Regions from separate parts of the Homo sapiens genome. Here region 2 is linked to region 1. A link is an interaction called in ENCODE POLR2A ChIA-PET data of the cell type or tissue named here. Cell type or tissue: B cell. All regions are shown on one strand. Each heading gives the region's core, and the rest is flanking DNA. Links, peaks and the distances in the headings are about the cores only.

Region 1 (10,418 bases), core at 2,419-10,418:
TGCGTTTTCTCATCTTTCCTTTCTACCCCTGCATCTCCCAGTCTCTCTCACTTAACCTCCGTGGAAACTCATGCTGCGTCTCTAATACTTTGGAAGATGAAGAACAAACGCCCTGGAGAGTGACTGACACCATGTGACCTCTTGCTTCTGTAGCACACTGCATCTTGCCTGTGAATCTTTTTTTTTTTTTCTTTTTTTTTTGAGACCGGGTCTTGCTCTGTCACCCAGGCTGGAGTGCAGTGGCACAATCTTGGCTCACTGCAACCTCCGCCTCCCAGGCTCAAGTGATTCTCCTGCCTCAGCTTCCCAAGTAGTTGGGACTATAGGCATATGCCACCACACCCAGCTAATTTTTGTATTTTTAGTAGAAATGGGTTTCACCATGTTGGCCAGGCTGGTCTTGAACTCCTGACCTCAAGTGATCCACCTGCCTCCACCTCCCAAAGTGCTGGGATTACAGGCGTGAGCCACCACGCCCAGCATTTGCCTGTGCATTTTTTATTGTATTTTAATTATATCCTTTATTCTCTCCTTCCTAAGCTTGGTGTTCTTAACTTTCTTCCAGATCTTCCCTCCAACCCCCAAACACGATCTCTCCTTAAGTAAGAGGCAGGGAGGGAGAGGGGAACCTTCTGATTTCGGGGTGGGATTGAGGCTAAAACCCAAGTTAGAACTACCTCCCAGAAACCCAGTTCCGTATCCATCGAGTGATCAAAAAGATGCTGCTAAAATGTGCCTTGTGTTTGCTAGGGATGAGGTGAAAATGAGTATTGAATGAGGTGGCATTTTGGTCCATGGATTTGCTTGCTATGAAAGAGAAAAAACATGGAAAAATATATTTTGAGAGCTGGGTGAGACCCCCAAATTAATCTAATCCAAGATGTTTCCCTAGTCATTACATTCCTTTTTTTTTGAAACAGAATCTCACTCTATTGCCCAGGCTGGAGTGCAGTGGCGCAATCTCGGCTCACTGCAACCTCTGCCTCCCGGGTTCAAGCAATTCTCCTGCCTCAGCATCCTTAGTAGCTGGGATTACAGGCACGCACCACCACCCATGGCTAATTTTGTATTTTTAGTAGAGATAGGGTTTCACCATGTTGGCCAGGCTGGTCTCGAACTTCTGACCACCTTGGCCTCCCAAAGTTCTGGGATTACAGGCGTGAGCCACCACGCCCTGCCTGAGTCACTAAATTCTTACACTGTTCCCTCCTATGTTAGTCCGCTAGGGCTGCCGAAACAAGGTACCACAGGCTGAGTGACTTAAACAACAAAAATTAATTTTCTTTGACTTCTGGAGGATAGAAGTCCAAGATCAAGATGTCGGCAGGTTTGGTTTCTTCTGAGGCCTCTCCTTGGCTTGCAGATGGCCACCTCCCACTACATCCTTAGATGTGTTCCTCTATGTTGTCTGTATCCTAATCTCCTCTTCCTATAAGTACACCAGTAATATTGAATTAGGGCCCACCCATAATACCCTATTTTGCTTTTTATTTCACTATTAGTTTTTTTTTTAAAGCTATTTTTGCCAGTTAATTTAAACATCATGATCTTCTTCTAATGATAAAAATGCAAGTCTTCATGCTAACAAAAGGATTGGAAGAAGGATGAAGCAGATGTTTCTTCTCCCCTACAGCAATCTGGTTAAATGAGGAGTTAAATTGAGAGCTTTCATGAGAATTTCAGTCCAGTTCTGTGCAATGAAGACGAGTGATTCAAAACTTTCACTAACTTGCTCTGTTGTTTGTAATATAATGTTATTGGAAGAGTTATTTTAACAAAGGGGAACTGTTATATTTCTAAAACTTTTAAAATTGTTGCCATGTCTTGGGAAAATAACTTCAGTATCTGTCTTGATAATTTCTTGCCCTGATGATACCATTGAAAGTCATTTCTCTATGTTTCCAAAAGTTGTACAATTACTAGTAAGATTTATCTGCCAGTTAATAATTTTTCTTTTCTTCCACATGCATGAAGGAGTATTTGTAATGACTTTTATATTTTATCATTAACATTATTTTTTTGAACTCTTAAAATGCGTATTTTTTTTTTACATTAATAGACTTCCTTTTTTCAGAGCAATTTTTGGTTTACAGAAAATTGAGCAGAAGATACAGAGTTCCCACATACTTCCTTTCCCCCACCTCAGTTTCTCCTAAGTTATTAACAACTTACACTGGTGTGGTACATTTGTTACAAATGATGAACTAATATTGATAGCTTATTATTAACTAAAATATATAGTTTACATCAGGGTTCACTCACTGTATGAAGTTCTGTGGGTTTTGTCAAGTGCATAACATCTACCATTTTATAATATATGCCATTACAGTAGCATACAAAAGAGTTTCATTTACCTAAAAATCTCTTCTGCGCCACCTCAAATAATTTCTTCTGAGTTAAAACCACTGTGTGGTGAGAGCTCCTTCCTTTTCCAACCTCCTTGTCCTTTATGGAAATGGTAAGAGCTTTTACCCATCTCTCTGGTCCCTTTTCATTATGTGTGTATCTGTCTCCCACATTTGTAAGGTCTCTAGAGAGTCAGTGACCTGGTCTCCTAATCAGCTTCCTAAAGGTGAGTTTCAAGAATTAAATCCGTATTTATATACTCAGATACAGCATCCAGGCAGTGGCCTATTTTTCCTGATTTTATTTTGTCACCTGCTGTATTTTGGCCTTTGACATGTGGAGATCATGGCCCCCCTACTTCGGATGGACTTCAATGGATCTAACTCGAAGAAGACTGAACCCAGGAAAAGAGACTGTGTGAGCATTCTCACACCAGGAAATGGGCTGAGAAACAATTTTGGAGTGAGATGGAAGGAGAATGGTATGGAGTATCTATTCTTAGGGAAATGTGTGCTAGGCCAAAATCTCACTTTTTGGTTAAACACTCTCATTCTCTGATAACATAAAGGCCTCTAAAAATATATGCAGAATATTTGGGGTAACCTTATTATTCATTGCCCAAGTTAGGTCACCTTTCAAAGTAAAAGGGAACATTATGAATAATTATACTAGGGCAACAGGTATAAATCAAGTCACCCTACCATTAGACCAAGTGATTTTCACTGGTTCCTTCATTGTAAGAGTAACTCCTTTTGTTTCCTAAAAATTGTTAAAATGATTCCTTAATGTTGCATTTGAAATAAAGGGAAAAAGACAAAAATTAGCAATAAATTCATGTAATGTCTAGGCAAGGATTTCTTCAGAAGAGAGCAGGTCAGGTGTAGTTAGATCAGTAGAACTGTATGTCTCAGTGGCACCATTACCTTTTTTTTTTTTTTTTTTGAAGCAGAGTCTCACTCTGTCCCCCAGGCTGGAGTGCAGTGGCACAATCTCGGCTCACTGCAACCTCCGCCTCCCAGGTTCAAGCAATTCTCAGGTGGATCACCTGATGTCAGGAGTTCGAGACTAGCCTGGCCAACACGGTGAAACCCTGTCTCTAGTAAAAATACAAAAATTGGCTGGGTATGGTGGCGTGCGCCTGTAATCCCAGCTACCCAGGAGGCTGAGGCAGGAGAATTGCTTGAACCCGGGAGGCAGAGGTTGCAGTGAGCCGAGATCGCACCACTGCACTCCAGCCTGGGTGACAGAACGAGACTCTGAGACTCTATCTCAAAAAAAAAAAAAAAAAAAAAAAAAAACTGGAGCAATTTGGAGACAAGATTAAAAAAATAATAATAACATTGTAGAATGGTGGCCACTCACAAGGTTACAGAATTTCCCAGTAAATGTTTTCAAGGGTGGGGCAGAAGGTATGATAGACAAAAGCTTTAAAAAAGTCACACAGTGCCCATGAATGCCAGCCCTAGGCCTAAGTCCTAATTACTCAAACTCAAACTATTTTCCATTTCCTACCTGTGTGGCTCTCAATCTGTGCTCTGGGCTACCCACATTTTTTAGTACTTTTATTAATTCTTGAGCAGACACATACAATTTTTCTGTGTAAGACATAGGTAATACTCCAGCCATGTGCTTCCCCTACAGTTTAAAGAAGAGAATGCAACCTCCCCCATCTCTGGACTAACCTCCATGCCTTCTCCAACTACATCCCTTTCCCAACTCCCAAGAGATGACCACTGTCCAATTTTTATTTATCCCTTTTTTTTTAAGTTTTACTATATGTTTGTGGCCTCAACATGTCATAGTTTTACATGTGTAAATGGATCTATAGTGTACATATTCTTCTGCAACTTGCTATTTTTCTTCGGCATTATATTCTTGAGATTCATCCTCGTTTTTGAACCTACCTGTAATCTATTTGTTTCTGCTGCTGAATGGTATTCCCTTTTATACATACTACCAAAATATATGCATCCCTTCTACTATTGAAGGACATTTGGGTGATTTACAGGTTTTTGAAATTACAGTGTTGCTAGAAACATTCTTGTGGAGATCTCCTGTCCACACCTCCAAGAATCCCTCTAAGTAAACACCTAGAAGTAAAATTGCTTTACACAATACCACTGTTTGCAGAGTGCTTTACAAATAACCACTGTTTCCAAAAGCAAATACACTAATTGGCACACACACACAGCAGTACATAAGGGTTTTGATTGCTCCATATCAGCTGAGCCCTTGATATTGTCAGACAACTTGGTTTTCCTCAGTTTGATAGATATGAAATGTTATATCCTATGCTTTTAATATGTACTTCTTATATATTTTTAGGTGCTTATTCCTCACTCATGCTTCCAAGAAGTACCTGTTAACATTTTTTGCCATAGTTTTAAAATTTTCATTTTGTCCTTTCCTCATGGATCTATAGGAATGCTTTATGTATTCAGGATTCTAACATTTTGTCCATTATATATTTTACATATATCTTTGCCAAGCTGGTACTTATTGTTTTACTTTTATTATGCTATCTTTTTTGATATACACGAATTATTAACAATATAGTCAATTTGATTTTTAACGTTTACATTCGTCAGTCTTTCCCTTTATGGTTTACGCTTTTTGTGTCTTGTTAAAGACATCTTTCCAGGAACAGCGTGAGGAGGACAGAAGCACCCAACAGGACTGCTCAAGCCACCTGCGAACACTGCTGCTACCATGCCCAAGAGAAAGGCAAAAGGAGATGCTAAAGGTGATAAAGCAAAGGTGAAGGATGAGCCACAGAGGAGATCAGCTCGGTTGTCTGCTAAACCAGCTCCTCCAAAACCAGAGCCCAGGCCTAAAAAGGCCTCTGCAAAGAAGGGAGAGAAGCTTCCCAAAGGGAGAAAGGGGAAAGCAGATGCTGGAAAGGATGGGAACAACCCTGCAAAAAACCGAGATGCCTCTACACTCCAGTCCCAGAAAGCGGAAGGCACTGGGGATGCCAAGTGAAATGTACATTTTTGAGAGCTCTGTACTTATAGTGACTCTACTGTTTGAAATACTATTTTTTTAAATCAAGTTTTATAAAAGTGTAGAATTTTGGCTTTTTTAAGTTATGTTGTTAGCACACAGGACACTTCCTTGTTGTCTTTTGTGGAAAGGGCAAGTACCACTAATAGGGTGTATCTCAGAAACTGAATTGAAATAAGGGAAAATAGGATTTTCTGTCCTGGTTTTTGAAGATTGTTCTTGATTCCCTTGATTCCCAGGAGAGATTCTCTGACATTCACGTGTCAGCCACTTTGGCACGGAAGCCTTACAGTGTGGGGAACCAAAACTTCGTGTCTCCCCTTTCCCCGATGCCATCAGCATAGACTTGACTTCCTTAAACCGAGAGTTTTGATGTGGCCTTGGCAACCCTAAAATCAGCTGTGTTAGGTAACAAAACTCAGGCTTTCTGTTGATGACATCGAGATGGTGTCACTTAAAAGAGCCAAGATTCCTGTTTTCAGTTTGTGGATTCATCCTGCTGGTTTTACTTTAGTCCCTCCATGTCAAAGTGGGCCTGAGAAAAGCTCATACATGCCTCATGTGAAGTGTCCACCCTCTCTGAAAATCTTTCTTGTTCAAAACAGCAACGACATATCTTGTTAACTTTTACGGTGACTTTTGGAGGAGGGGAGTTTGGAAATTGTAAAATGTTATAGATTGTTGCCTATTTCCTGCTGAAAGTAAATGTTTTTAAAAAGTATCATATAAAGCTGAATACAAATTGGTTTGGGGGGAGATCCTTTCCTACCCAAAGTCATAAATATATTCTTTACTGCCTTGTGGAAATTTTATAGTTTTGCCTTTCACATTTGTCTTTAGTCTGTCCTGAACTGATTTTTGTGAAAATTATGAGTTAGAAATTCAACTTAACATTTTTCATATTCGAAGTGGTTGTCTCTGCACTATTTACTGAAAAGTTCATCCTTTCCCCAGTGATTTGTAACACTGCCTCTTTCATAAATTAAATTTTTGTGTATGTGTGTGGGTCTTTTGATGGTTTCTATTCTGACTGACATCAATTTGTCTAATCTTGTAGCAGTACAGTACAGTCCTGATTATTGCAACTTTAGGAAAAGGTCTGATAAAAACCAAGATGCCTCCACATTTTGTCATAATTGTAACCAATTTCACCTCTGTCTCCAGTATCACCACAAAATTGTTCTTCCTTGGAGTGTCTTGGCTATTCTTAGCCAACTGTTCCTCCATATTACTTCTAGAATTAGACCAACAATTTATAAATCAAACAAACCCAAGAGCATTGAAATTTTGATTGGATTTGTATTGAATTTATAGATTAATCTGGTAAACCATGTCATCTTTACAATGTTGTCTTCCAATACATGAATATGGTACAGCTCTTCATTTACTTAGGCCTTTGAAATATCTTTCAATAAAGTTTATAATTTTCTCCATAAAGGTCTTCTTGTTAATATTTCCTAGGGACTTTATGCTTTTTAACACTACTTCGTATGGTATATTTTTAGTTACCACATTTTCTGTTTTTAGCTAATGTTGATTTCGATTTTTGTATCCAGCAGCCTTGCTACCTCTCATTCTTGTATCTGCATATTCTTGTGGGTTTGTTTGTTTTTTTTACATAGACAACCATATATTCTGTGTATACAAACAATTTTGTTTCTTCTTAGTCCTTATTATACCTGTAATTTCTTTTTCAAATGGTCAGCGTAGTCTAGGTGTTGGTGTCTGCTTTTTTTTTTTTTTTTTTTTTTTCCCAGACAGAGTCTCACTCTGTCTTCCAGACTGGAGTGCAGTGGTGTGATCTTGGCTCACTGCAACTTCCACCTCCCGGGTTCAAACGATTCTTCTGCCTCAGCCTCCGAGTACCTGGGACTACAGGCGCGCGCCACCACACCCGGCCAATGTTTGTATTTTTAGTAGAGACGGAGTTTCACCATGTTGGCCATGCTGGTCTCGAACTCCTGACCTCAGGTGATCCACCCGCCTCAGCCTCTCAAAGTGCTGGGATTACAGTCGTGCGCCACCACGCCCGGCCGTGTCTCTGCATTTTTTTTTGAAATGGAGTCTCACTCTGTTACCCAGGCTAGAGTGCAGTGGCGCAATCTCTGCTCACTGCAACCTCCGCCCCCGATTCTCCTGCCTCAGCCTCCCGAGTAGCTGGTATTACAGGCACCTACCACCAGGCCCGGCTAATTTTATTATTATTATTATTTTGCATTTTTAGAAGAGACGGGGTTTTGCCATATTGGCCAGGCTGATCTCAACCTCCTGGCCTCAAGTGATCAGCCCGCCTCGGCCTCCCAAAGTGCTGGGATTACAGGCATCAGCCACCATGCCTGGTGCCATTAGAGTTTCGAGCAAAGAAATGGCACAATCTAAGGTGTTTTATATATGTGTGTGTGTGAGTATGGCTGCTGCATGAGCAATAGACTAAGCTGTCACAGCAATCTAGGCAAAACATGTTGATGATTTGGACATGGTATGGAACGGTGAAGAGGTCTGAGAGAGTTGGCAGTAAATAATGCCAAGCTTGGATGATTGCTTAGCCTTTCTGAGCCACAATCTCCTCAGTAACAAAGCAAGAACTATTATCTATTTTGCAAGGTTTTGAAAAGAATTAGAGATACTTTATGGAAATGACTAGTAGTGCAATTTACCTCATTAGCATATTGATGCATAAAGCTCTGTTGAAGATTTGAAAAAAAGATTCATATTTCCCAGAATCTTACATCGCCACTGAAAAACAAGGAAAAAAGACAATTCGATTACTCCACAAAACTGAGACCCAGGCCACTCCATATGGAGCCCTTACTAAAACCAGTAAGTAGCATATATAGTAAAACTGGAATTACATAATAGCATTTTTTTCCATTGTAATAGTGAATTGCTGGCATTTCTACTTTGTCATGCCGTATTACCATCCTTCATCTGCTCAACTATTCCCAATCCATTTTATTTGATAAACAGCAAACATTTATCTGCACTTTATGCCTGACAACAGATTAGGATCAAAGATAAAAGAAATATTCCCTGTTCTCAGCTCAAAGTTGAATGAGAGCCTGGTGCAGTGGCTCACACCTGTAATCCCAGCACTTTGGGAGGCCAAGGCGGGCAGATCATTTGAGGTCAAGAGTTTGAGACCAGCCTGACCAACATAGTGAAACCCTGTCTCCTACTAAAAATACCAAAATATTAGCCAGGCGTGGTGGCGCATCCCTGCAGTCCCAGCTACTCAAGAGGCTGAGGCAGGAGAATCGCTTGAACCGGGGAGGCGGAGGTTGCAGAGAGCCGAGATGGCGCCACTGCACTCCAGCCTGGGCGACAGAGTGAAACTCCATCTCAAAAAAAAAAAAAAAAAAAAAAAAAGTTGAATGGGATAGAGAGATAGGTCACCATACAGTAGTGTGCTCTCTGTTATAACACAGCAAGAGACCCAAACCCTGATGCCAGGGCATGAAGGTGCCTTAGGGAGGACTTCCTGGAGTATGTTGACATATGACCAGCAAAATGAAAACAGAAAGGAGCTGGTCAAGCAAGGAGTGGGGAAAAGGCTTCCAGTAAGAATAATAACATTTACGAAGATGTTAAGAGAATATGGATAGTGCATATAGATGTGCATAGTAGTTGTTTACTTTTATTCTTTTTCACCCCTCTTGCTGTCATCTTAGGTGCATAGTAGATGTTCAATAAATTATTGTTGGATCAAAAAATTAAGATGAATAACCAAATTATATCAGGTTTCTGACTATAATAAAAGAGAATTATTAAGTGTTGTTGCCAAACTGTGTGCCCAGTGATTTACATGAAAAATTTTATTTCGAAAACCCTATGAGCTGAGTAGTATTGTTCTCATTTAACTTTACATTTAGACAAACATAAATTTAGACATATATCAGCCTGGGTGATCTAGAGGTTTTTTTGTTTGCTTGTTTGTTTTTTTGAGACGGAGTTTCACTCTTGTCGCCCAGGCTGGAGTGCATTAGCGCGATCTCAGCTCACTGCAACCTCCGCCTCCCGGGTTCAAGTGATTCTCTTGTCTCACCCTGCCGAGTGGCTGGAATTACAGGCGCCTGCCACCATGTCTGGCTAATCTTTTGTATTTGTTTTAGTCGAGACAGGGTTTCACCATTTTTGCCAGGCTGGTCTCGAACTCCTGACCTCGTGATCCACCCGCCTCGGCCTCCCAAAGTGCTGGGATTACAGGCGTGAGCCACCACGCCCGGCCTAGAGTTTTTAATAACCAAATTTCTGACCCTCACATCTGAGGCACTGAGCATGGAAGAGTTGGAAAGAAGAGGGAGGGAAACTTATTTTTCTGTATCTGTTCTTGCACCACTACCTTCTTTTCTCAATAGTTGTTGTGTTACAGAAAAAGGGTCCCGATCCAGACCCCAAGGGAGGGTTCTTGGCTCTCCCGCAAGAAAGAATTCAGGGCGAGTCCGCAGTGCAAAGTAAAAGCAGGTTTATTAAGAAAGTTAAGTAGTGAAAGTACAGCTACTCCATAGACAGAGTAGGGTGTTCCTGAAACGCGGAGGAAAGTGTCCACCCTAGATACATACCTGTAAGTATGGGGAGATGTGCTCTGCTACAAGGGTCTGTGATAAAGGATTAATTTTCTTATTATATTTTGTAAGAATCGATATTATTATCTTTAAAGCAAAATTTGGAATGCCTTTGTTCTCCAGATATGGGGACATCTAGACACTCCCAAGTCTGGGTCTGTTTAGTAAACATTATTAATTTGTTCCCTTAACCATAAACATCTAGAGGCTAGGAATGCCTGACTTTCTGGGAATGCAGCCCAGCAAAAGTCCCGGCCTCGTTTTCCTAGCCCTCACTCAAAATGGAGTCGCTCTGGTTCGAATGCCTCTCACAGAAATCCCGCTAAAATGTACCTCCCTCGGTTGCGGTGAGCCGTGATCGTGCCACTGCACTCCAGCCTGGGAGATAGAGTGAGAACTCCGTCTCAAAAAAAAAAAAAAAAAATACCTCCTTCTTCTCTCAAAACTCTCCAATGGCTTCCACCCTGGGTCATCAACATGGCCTGGAAGAGCCGTACTCTGGATACC
Region 2 (9,371 bases), core at 1,372-9,371, 170 kb before region 1:
AATCTTCACGTCGAAGTGAAGGGTTATGAGGATGGAGGGATCCATCTGGAGTGCAGGTCCACCGGCTGGTACCCCCAACCCCAAATACAGTGGAGCAACGCCAAGGGAGAGAACATCCCAGCTGTGGAAGCACCTGTGGTTGCAGATGGAGTGGGCCTATATGAAGTAGCAGCATCTGTGATCATGAGAGGCGGCTCCGGGGAGGGTGTATCCTGCATCATCAGAAATTCCCTCCTCGGCCTGGAAAAGACAGCCAGCATTTCCATCGCAGGTCAGTACCTGCTTGGCCTCAGGTTTTCTGAGCTGAGCTGTGGCAGTTGAATGAAGGGGGATGTGTTAATATCTGTGGTCGACCTGGGTCTCTGCACTGAATATAAGGCCCAAAGCACAGACCTGGAGGCTCCTCTTTGTGCCAGGGGAGCTTCTTTCCTCCATAAAGGTGTTCGTAACACAAACATTTTCTGAACATTTCCTATCTGCCAGAAAGTATGACAGGCAATGGGAATTGGAGGAAAAACATTAAGATAAGCTCCTTATATAATGTGAAATGACAAAATGGTTATATATATATATTTACAAACTCATATCATAGAGAAAGAGCTGATCTCCTTGAATCAGAAGGAGATTCTAAAAACCTAGTAAAAAGTTTTGGCCAGGCATGGTGGCTCACGCCTGTAATCCCAGCACTTTGGGAGGCCGAGGCAGGCAGATCATTGAGGCCAGGAGTTTGAGACCTGCCTGGCCATGGTGAAACTCCATCTCTTCTAAAAATTCAAAAAATTAGCCAGGTGTGGTGGAGTGCACCTCTAATCCCAGCTACTCAGGAGGCTGAGGCACGAGAATCACTTGAACCCAGGAGGCAGACGTTGCAGTGAGTGAGAGCAGACCACTGCACTCCAGCCAGGATTACAGAGCGAGACTCTGTCTCAAAAAATAAATAAAATAAAATAAAATAGAAACCAAGTAAAAAAAATGTTAACAAAGCCCATGAATTATCAATTCACAGAAAAGGAAATAACTCACAAAAGGGTGCTCATTCTCACTCACTGGGTAAACATATGAAATAATTTTTCACTTATGATATTTGCAAAAATCAAAACTGCTTTGGCTTATAATACATGATTCTCATAGGAATGTAGGAAGGCAGTGACTCTCAGTCATTTGCTCATGTAACTTCCTGTATTTTTGATGTGCATTAGGTCAACCTCTGTTGGGGGCTCTATAGCAATATCTATCCAAACTACACACTTATCGATCCAAACTTCCACTTCTAGGAATTTATCTGATAGATAAGCTTGCATTTGTATGAGATGATCCATGTGAAAGGTTTCTGTTTTTCGTTGTGTGTGTGTCTTTTTTTTTTTTAGACAAAGTCTCACTCTATTGCCCAGGCTTGAGTGCAGTGGTGCAATCTCAGCTCGCTGCAGCCTCTGCCTCCCAGGTTCAAGTGATCCTCCTGCCTCAATCTCCCAAGTAGCTGAGATTACAAGCATGTGCCACCACACCCAGCTAATTTTTGTATTTTTAGTAGAGACAAGGTTTTACCATGTTGGCCAGGCTGGTCTCAAACTCCTGACCTCAAGTGATCCACCCGCCTCAGCCTCCTAAAGTGCTGGGATTACAGGCGTGAGCCACTGCAACCGGCCTGTAAAAGGTTTCTTATAGCACTGATTACTATTGCACAAGGTTAGAAACTGTGCAGATGTTCACTGCCAGGGAACTTCCATACAAGGGAATACTGCACAGTTTGTAAAAGGAAAAAGAAGCAATTCTCTCTATACTAATATGGAAAGATCTCCAAGATACACTTTACACAGAAAAAGCAAGATGCAGAGGGACGTGTATAGAATGCTATTTTTAGTTTAAACAAGAGGAAAAATAAGAATATATTTTAATTTACTTTTTTTTAGTTCTCAATTGGGTTAGTTTACATTTTTAAACTTCAACAAGCAATTTTGTAACACTTACTGTACATCAGGCACTTTATAAGTATTAATTCAATTCTTCTAACCTCAGGAAATAGGTATTATCATTACCCTCATTTTACATTAGTAGATTAGGCCACTACAAACAGAGAGGTTATGTAAGTAGTCCAACATCACACTGCTAGTCACATGGGGGAGCCAGCATTGAAACCCATACCCTCTGACTCCACAGGTTATGTTCCTAAGCATCATATTAAGTGGACTAAGAAGTTAATACATGGAGGGAGGGAGGACAGGGTGAATGAGAGAGTTGCGTGACTTTATGTGTATGTAGTTTTGAACGATGTAAATGTGTTACCTATTGAAAAAATATTTAGAAAAAATGTGTATGACTTTGCTCAAGTTACTTTCCATGTGAGAGGCAGACATCTCAAGATAAGTAATAGTAGTAGCTTGTAGTGAGGGTTTACCAAAGTCTTATCTATAGTCCTCTGAGACTTTAGGGAGAGAATCCTTATTTAACCTCATGAGATAGATTCCCCACCCCCGACCTGAGCTGAGCAGCTAAAGCTTGGGGTGCTGCAGGCTGGGGAGGCTGAGCGCACCAGCGCCCATGACCTACAGCTCTCCCCTTCGCAGACCCCTTCTTCAGGAGCGCCCAGCCCTGGATCGCAGCCCTGGCAGGGACCCTGCCTATCTTGCTGCTGCTTCTCGCCGGAGCCAGTTACTTCTTGTGGAGACAACAGAAGGAAATAACTGCTCTGTCCAGTGAGATAGAAAGTGAGCAAGAGATGAAAGAAATGGGATATGCTGCAACAGAGCGGGAAATAAGCCTAAGAGGTATCCAACGCAAGCAGAGAATCTAAGCTCTTGGCTTGCATGCCCCAGCCTGAAAACCTCACCTCTCTCCCCTACCCTGGCACTGCATCATGTTTAAGGTTTATTTCCCGAAACACCAACCTCACCCATAACAGTTCATCTTTTTTTTTTTTTTTTTTTTTTTTTGGTTATTTTCCAGAGAGCCTCCAGGAGGAACTCAGTAAGTTACCATTCCCCCAGAGATCCAGACATGTCTTCCTATCCTCGCTTTGAGCACCTTGATGACTCTTCCCTGTTCATTCCATTGCAGAGAGGAAAAAAATCCAGTACTTGACTCGTGAGTGGCTTTGACATTTTCTCTGAATTCAAATCTGTTACTCTCTCTCTGCTTCATTATTTTCCAGCCCATAAGTCATAGCCCAGGGTTGAAAAGTGGTCTTGGATCCCTTTACCCAGAAAAAGAAAACAAGTGTGGCTCTTTGGAGAAACCACCCAGTGCTTTTTCTCTCTAGAAAAAAAAAAAAAAAAAAAAGAGGTCTTCAATCTCTTTGTACTAGGGGCTACAGACCCTTAAGCTCTAAAAAGCACTGAGGAATATCCAGGGGTACACTTCAAAAGGAAGAGGGAAGAGAAGGATGAGGTGCATTTTCTATGGCAGGAAACTTACTTGTTGTTTCCCATAATCTAGAGGCTGTTGAAAGGAAAACAAGAATGGAAGATTTAAGAAATAAGAAAATCAGAAAAGAGAGAGGGAGGGAGAAAAGTGTGTCTAATAAAGAGGAGTAGCTACAGTGGCTCAGTTGGTACAGATAGATCATAACTGCTTTCAAAAACTAGTCCCTGAAATTGCTCATTAAATTTCCCAAATTCTTTTTAGAGCAAGGTACGAAATGATACAGATTGAGAAGGATGAATCTTGTACTCCTAGGCATACACATATAGACATGGTGACACCTATGCCCAGGTACACATTCAAAACAGATGAGCTGGACCCCATTGGGAAGGAACTCTCACAGTGCCTGCCCTGCCACTAGCGTTCAACCGATGTTCCCAGACTTGATATTAAGAAGAGGTGAAGAAAGAATTGTACCTGAAGATGGAGACCATGGGGAAGGGTGGGATGGTAAAAAAAAAAAAAAAAAAAAAAAAAAAAAAAAAAAAAAAGACTAGATGGATGCAAAAAGAAGGGGAAGGGGCCAACACAGAAAAGGCAGAGTTCTGGTGACACCTCTACCTTTCTTTCATTGTAGGTGGAGAGGAGTCTTCGTCCGATACCAATAAGTCAGCCTGATGCTCTGTAAGTTTGCTGGGTCACATGCCCTGAATATTTCAACTTTTTCTCCACTGTGACCCGTGGATGTTCTCAGCTGGATTAATTAGATCTAATCTAAAGACTCAATTTCTGTGTGGTGGGGGTTCACCTCCGCTTTTCTGGAGCCTCTGAGAAACTCCTGATCCTGCACACCCCCTTGTAAAGCCTGGCCATGCATCCTGCACCCCCCATGACACAGGGAGCCAAGCCTGACATTTTTGAGAAGGTGCCACCTCTGATCCATCAGAGCTGTAGAGGAGGGAAGCTGGACCCTGGAAGAGACTCTAAAGAAAAGGAGAGAAAACATGTAGTGAGAGGAGAATGGAGTGGGAAAAGTACAAAAATACTGACCTTTTTCTTATCTGTGTCTCCTTCCTTTCAGAATGGAAAAATGGCCCTCTTCAAGCCTGGTGAGTAAATCACTGCATGTTCCCTGGACCAACAACCTGAGGGACTATATTCCTTTTTCCTTTTTTCTTCTCCAACTCTTGTGATTTGGAGCAGAAAAGTTCCCTTGACTTCCTTCGTGGGTAGGAAGACGCATAAAGGGTGGAGGTGAAGGGAAGGAGACACACACTGAGTAATACTGCAGGGAGAGTGAGGATGGAAATGCCAAGGAGAGGAGGTGATGCCTGCCCAAAGAACTTTGTCCTTCCCAGGCTTCTCATGCCACCTACTGCCTGTATCTCCTCAAAGGATTTAATGCTTCCAAGCTTTGGCCTCCACATTTTTAGATGATGATTGCAATCTGTTTTTCATGGGGGTTGAGGTGAAGACTGAAGGAATAATGAACATGCTTGGCAGAAACCTAGCAAGAAATAGATGGTGAGCTCAAACTGGGTAGTTGGACAAGGTTTCCAGAAAGAAGGGTTAAGGGAAAGCAACAAGGAAAAGTGCAGTGCCCCCATGGTTCCCAACAGTGGGGAGCTGTCTCCACCCCTAGCCTGGGAGGGCTAAAAAGGGGAGGCAATTACTGGAACCCAGAGAAAGAGGTAGCTTAACGAGGGAGCTTCCTGAGAAGAGTCCTCGGGCCTTGTTAGAGCACCACCAGCTGCTGCTGGCAGGGAGGAAGCAGGAAATTAAACGGTGTGTATCTCCTTTCTTTCTCCTTCTAATCTTCTATCAGGGCCTCCCATTGGCCAAACACAGCAGCAAACCAGAGGACAAGGGAGCCCAGTGGCACTGTCCATAGAGGACAGATTCCTGGGGTCCAGAAGAGGGTGGAGAAAGCTGAAGGCTGGAGAGTGAATCTAGGGCATATAAGGCCCCACACAGAGCCCAGCACAGAGACGGCCTTGCAGCTATCAGGAAGATGAGGAGCTTCCTTCATGGCCTGCTGTGGGCTGAGTAAATAATATGATTGCCTTCTACAGCGCTAGAGATTCATATGTTTATCCCCATTTTTCAGGTGAGGAAATGCTTCAGATGAGGCTCCACCTTGTTAAATAAATTGGATGTATGGAAAAATAGACTGCAGAAAAGGGGAACTCATTTAGCTCACGAGTGGTCGAGTGAAGATTGAAAATTAACCTCTGAGGGCCAGCACAGCAGCTCATGCCTGTAATCCTAGCACTTTGGAAGGCTGAGGAGGGCGGATCACAAGGTCAGGAGATCAAGACCATCCTGGCTAACACGGTGAAACCCCGTCTCTACTAAAAATACAAAAAATAAAAAATTAGCCGGGCATGGTGACGGGCACCTGTAGTCCCAGCTACTCGGGAGGCTGAGGCAGGAGAATGGCATGAACCCGGAAGGCAGAGCTTGCAGTGAGCCGAGATCACGCCACTGCACTCCAGCCTGGGAGACAGAGCGAGACTCTGTCTCAAGAAAAAAAAAAAAAAAAAAAAAGAAAAGAAAATTAACCTCTGAGTATAAAGCATCAGTGGGCAGAATCAATGTGGGGAGGGAAACAACAAAAATGTAGAAAGAGGATCCTTGTTGCTTCTTGGGGCCGCATCAGGGTATTGGGTTAGGCAGATACTGACCTTACTTTCATTTCCCCTCTGGTCACTAGACCCCTGGGGCTTTCACCAATGACATTGATGAGAGAATCACATTCAGGGCAGGCTAGGGACACGGGGTTCTGGAAGGACCTCCTCAGCATGGCCCAAGCCTTGCATGCTGTGGCTCTTAAATCCAGGAAAAATGGCTGACCCCATGGACACCTCCTCAAACTCTCTGCAGCAGATGTAATTCTGTATCCAGACATGGCAAATGCCATCCTCCTTGTTTCTGAGGACCAGAGGAGTGTACAGCGTGCTGAGGAGCCCCATGACCTACCAGACAACCCTGAGAGATTTGAATGGCGTTACTGTGTGCTTGGCTGTGAAAGCTTCATGTCAGAGAGACACTACTGGGAGGTGGAAGTGGGGGACAGAAAAGAGTGGCATATTGGGGTATGTAGTAAGAACGTGGAGAGGAAAAAAGTTTGGGTCAAAATGACACCGGAGAACGGATACTGGACTATGGGCCTGACTGATGGGAATAAGTATCGGGCTCTCACTGAGCCCAGAACCAACCTGAAACTTCCTGAGCCTCCTAGGAAAGTGGGGGTCATCCTGGACTATGAGACTGGACATATCTCGTTCTACAATGCCACGGATGGATCTCATATCTACACATTTCTGCACGCCTCTTCCTCTGAGCCTCTGTATCCTGTATTCAGAATTTTGACCTTGGAGCCCACTGCCCTGACCGTTTGCCCAATACCAAAAGTAGAGAGTTCCCCCGATCCCGACCTAGTGCCTGATCATTCCCTGGAGATACCACTGACCCCAGGCTTAGCTAATGAAAGTGGGGAGCCTCAGGCTGAAGTAACATCTCTGCTTCTCCCTGCCCAGCCTGGAGCTAAGGGTCTCACCCTCCACAACAGCCAGTCAGAACCATAAAGCTACAGGCACACACTGAAGCACTTTACTGATATTCATTCAATTATTCCATAGGACAGTTGTTTGAGTTTGGTGCCACCTTATTGGCCCCTTTATACAGATAAGGAAACTGGGGTGTAGAAAAGTGTATTGACTTTACAAAGCAGACAGGAATAGTGAACAACAGAGCTGGGATCTGAACAACAATGACTAACATTAATGGAGAATTTAAAACGTTCTGAGTGCTGTGTTATGAGCTTTGGTGGGTGTCACTCCTTTAATCCTCACAACACCCTGTCAGGTAGTCTCATTTGGCAAGTATGGAAGCAGAGGCAGGGCAACATTAAGTAGCTTACATAACTCACACGGTAATTTGTGCAGTTGGGAGATGTTCAGCTTCAGTCCCTGGCCAATTGCCCGTTCTTTTCCAGCCTGATTTTTCCTGCATGGGAAGAGCCCACATGTAGCCCTGAGGTTCCCTTCCCAGGACAGCTCCAGGATCGAGATCACTGTGAGTGGTTGTGGAGTTAAGACCCCTATGGACTCCTTCCCAGCTGATTATCAGAGCCTTAGACCCAGCACTCCTTGGATTGGCTCTGCAGAGTGTCTTGGTTGAGAGAATAACGTTGCAGTTCCCACAGGGCATGTGACTTTGAAAGAGACTAGAGGCCACACTCAGTTAATAATGGGGCACAGATGTGTTCCCACCCAACAAATGTGATAAGTGATCGTGCAGCCAGAGCCAGCCTTCCTTCAGTCAAGGTTTCCAGGCAGAGCAAATACCCTAGAGATTCTCTGTAATATTGGTAATTTGGATGAAGGAAGCTAGAAGAATTACAGGGATGTTTTTAATCCCACTATGGACTCAGTCTCCTGGAAAAGGATCTGTCCACTCCTGGTCATTGGTGGATGTTAAACCCATATTCCTTTCAACTGCTGCCTGCTAGGGAAAACTGCTCCTCATTATCATCACTATTATTGCTCACCACTGTATCCCCTCTACTGGGCAAGTGCTTGTCAAGTTCTAGTTGTTCAATAAATTTGTTAATAATGCTGACTCTTCAACTTGGTTTTTTCTAGACTGTGGTGTCTACTCAGCACAGTAGAGTAGTCTACATACCCACTGTACTCCCCACAGTTTCAGTTTGCCTCACTGCAGCATTTTCACAAAACCCTTATTGGATGCCTCTTCTATTGTTGCCATCTGAATTACCAGAAATTCATAGATTTAAAGCAACACAAATCTATTATCTCACTGTTCTGTAGGTGAGAAGTCCCACAGGGATCTCACCAGGCTATAATCAAGGTGTCTGCAGGCTGGATTCCTTTCTGGAGTCTCTAAGGAAGAATCTATTTCCTTGCTTATTCAGATCGTTGGCAGAATCAGTTCCCTTCATTTACAGGAATGAGGTCCCAGTTGTTTCCTGGTTTATAGCCAGGGACTGTACCCACTTCTAGAGGCTGCCACACTCTGACTCTTAGCTCCCTTCCTCCATCTTCAAAGCAGCAACAGTACATTGAGTCTCCTCTCCTAGTTCTTTTTCTCCATTGTATCATTCTGATTCTTTTACCTTCTCCTTTTTTTCCTTCCTTTTATTTATTTATTTATTTATTGTTGACAGGGATTCGCTCTGTCACCCAGGATGAAGTGCAGTGGCGTGATCTCGGCTCACTGCAAACTGTCCCCTGGGCTCAAGCAATCCACCCACTTCCGCTTCCCAAGTAGCTGAGACCACAGGCCCACATCACCATGCCCCGGTATTTTTTTTGTAGAGACAGGGTCTTGCCATGTTGCCCAGGCTGGTCTCAAACTCCTGAGCTCAAGAAATCTGTCCACCTTGGTCTCCCAAAGTGCTGGGATTATAGGCATGAGCCACGGCACTCAGTCTGCCTTTTACTTTTAAAGACTCCTGTGATTTGACTGAGTCCAACAGACAGTTTAGAATAATCTCTCTAATTTAAGGTCCATAATTTTAATTTTGTGTAACATCCATTTCGCCATGTTATACATTCTATTCATAAGTTTCTTAGTGGATATAACTCAAAGGGTGGGCGGGGGGGGGCACTACTCAGCTCACCACACTGATTTGGGAAGTGATCCCAGGAAACACAAGTGCAGAAATAAATTGAGAAATGAAAGAAAGCCAATTACATGAGAAATGAGATAAAGAGTTCATTCATGAGTCAGTTATCATGTGGAAAACTTGGCTTAATCCCTTTTACGACTCTCTAAGAAACCATATGAAATGTGTGATATAGCTCAGAATCTTCCTAAGGACTACAGGGCCTGCGACTTTATCTCCACTTCCCATCCTCCTTTGCTTGAATTGTTTGAAGATTGGCCTGGGAGTGTTAATTCTAATGTACTTTAAGATTGGGCTATGTAACTGCAGAAAAGCAACTATCATGGGTGTGATAAAGCTCACAGGCAAAGGAGAAGGGAGATAC

What was found. ChIA-PET counts read pairs that join two places held together with the same protein. Peaks named below come from ENCODE experiments on the same cell type or tissue, not always from the same donor. Only the 100,000 strongest peaks of a DNase experiment are listed, where the experiment ranks them.
Region 2: POLR2A ChIA-PET joins it to region 1 with 7 read pairs; 15 of 35 experiments call an interaction of 5 or more read pairs at or near these places.

What each region holds. Positions count from the first base shown.
Region 1 is chr6:26,540,152-26,550,569 of GRCh38, forward strand. It overlaps HMGN4 (high mobility group nucleosomal binding domain 4), which reads left to right. Exons shown (of 2, transcript NM_006353.3): 2 at 4,976-6,782. The coding sequence starts at 5,056. The coding sequence ends at 5,328. Among named protein-coding and RNA genes, the nearest start is that of HMGN4, 7.0 kb to the left of the region's middle. RefSeq lists enhancers at 8,985-9,939, 10,199-10,418. In B cell, for the core only: CTCF peaks have their summits at 4,010 and 4,209; a DNase peak (open chromatin) is centred at 3,943; H3K4me3 peaks cover 629 bases; H3K27ac peaks cover 95 bases.
Region 2 is chr6:26,370,333-26,379,703 of GRCh38, forward strand. It overlaps BTN3A2 (butyrophilin subfamily 3 member A2), which reads left to right. Exons shown (of 11, transcript NM_007047.5): 5 at 1-271; 6 at 2,565-2,765; 7 at 2,944-2,964; 8 at 3,055-3,081; 9 at 3,995-4,041; 10 at 4,439-4,466; 11 at 5,465-7,980. The coding sequence ends at 4,035. Among named protein-coding and RNA genes, the nearest start is that of BTN2A2, 8.1 kb to the right of the region's middle. In B cell, for the core only: no CTCF peak of the experiment used is centred there; a DNase peak (open chromatin) is centred at 5,105; H3K27ac peaks cover 3,808 bases.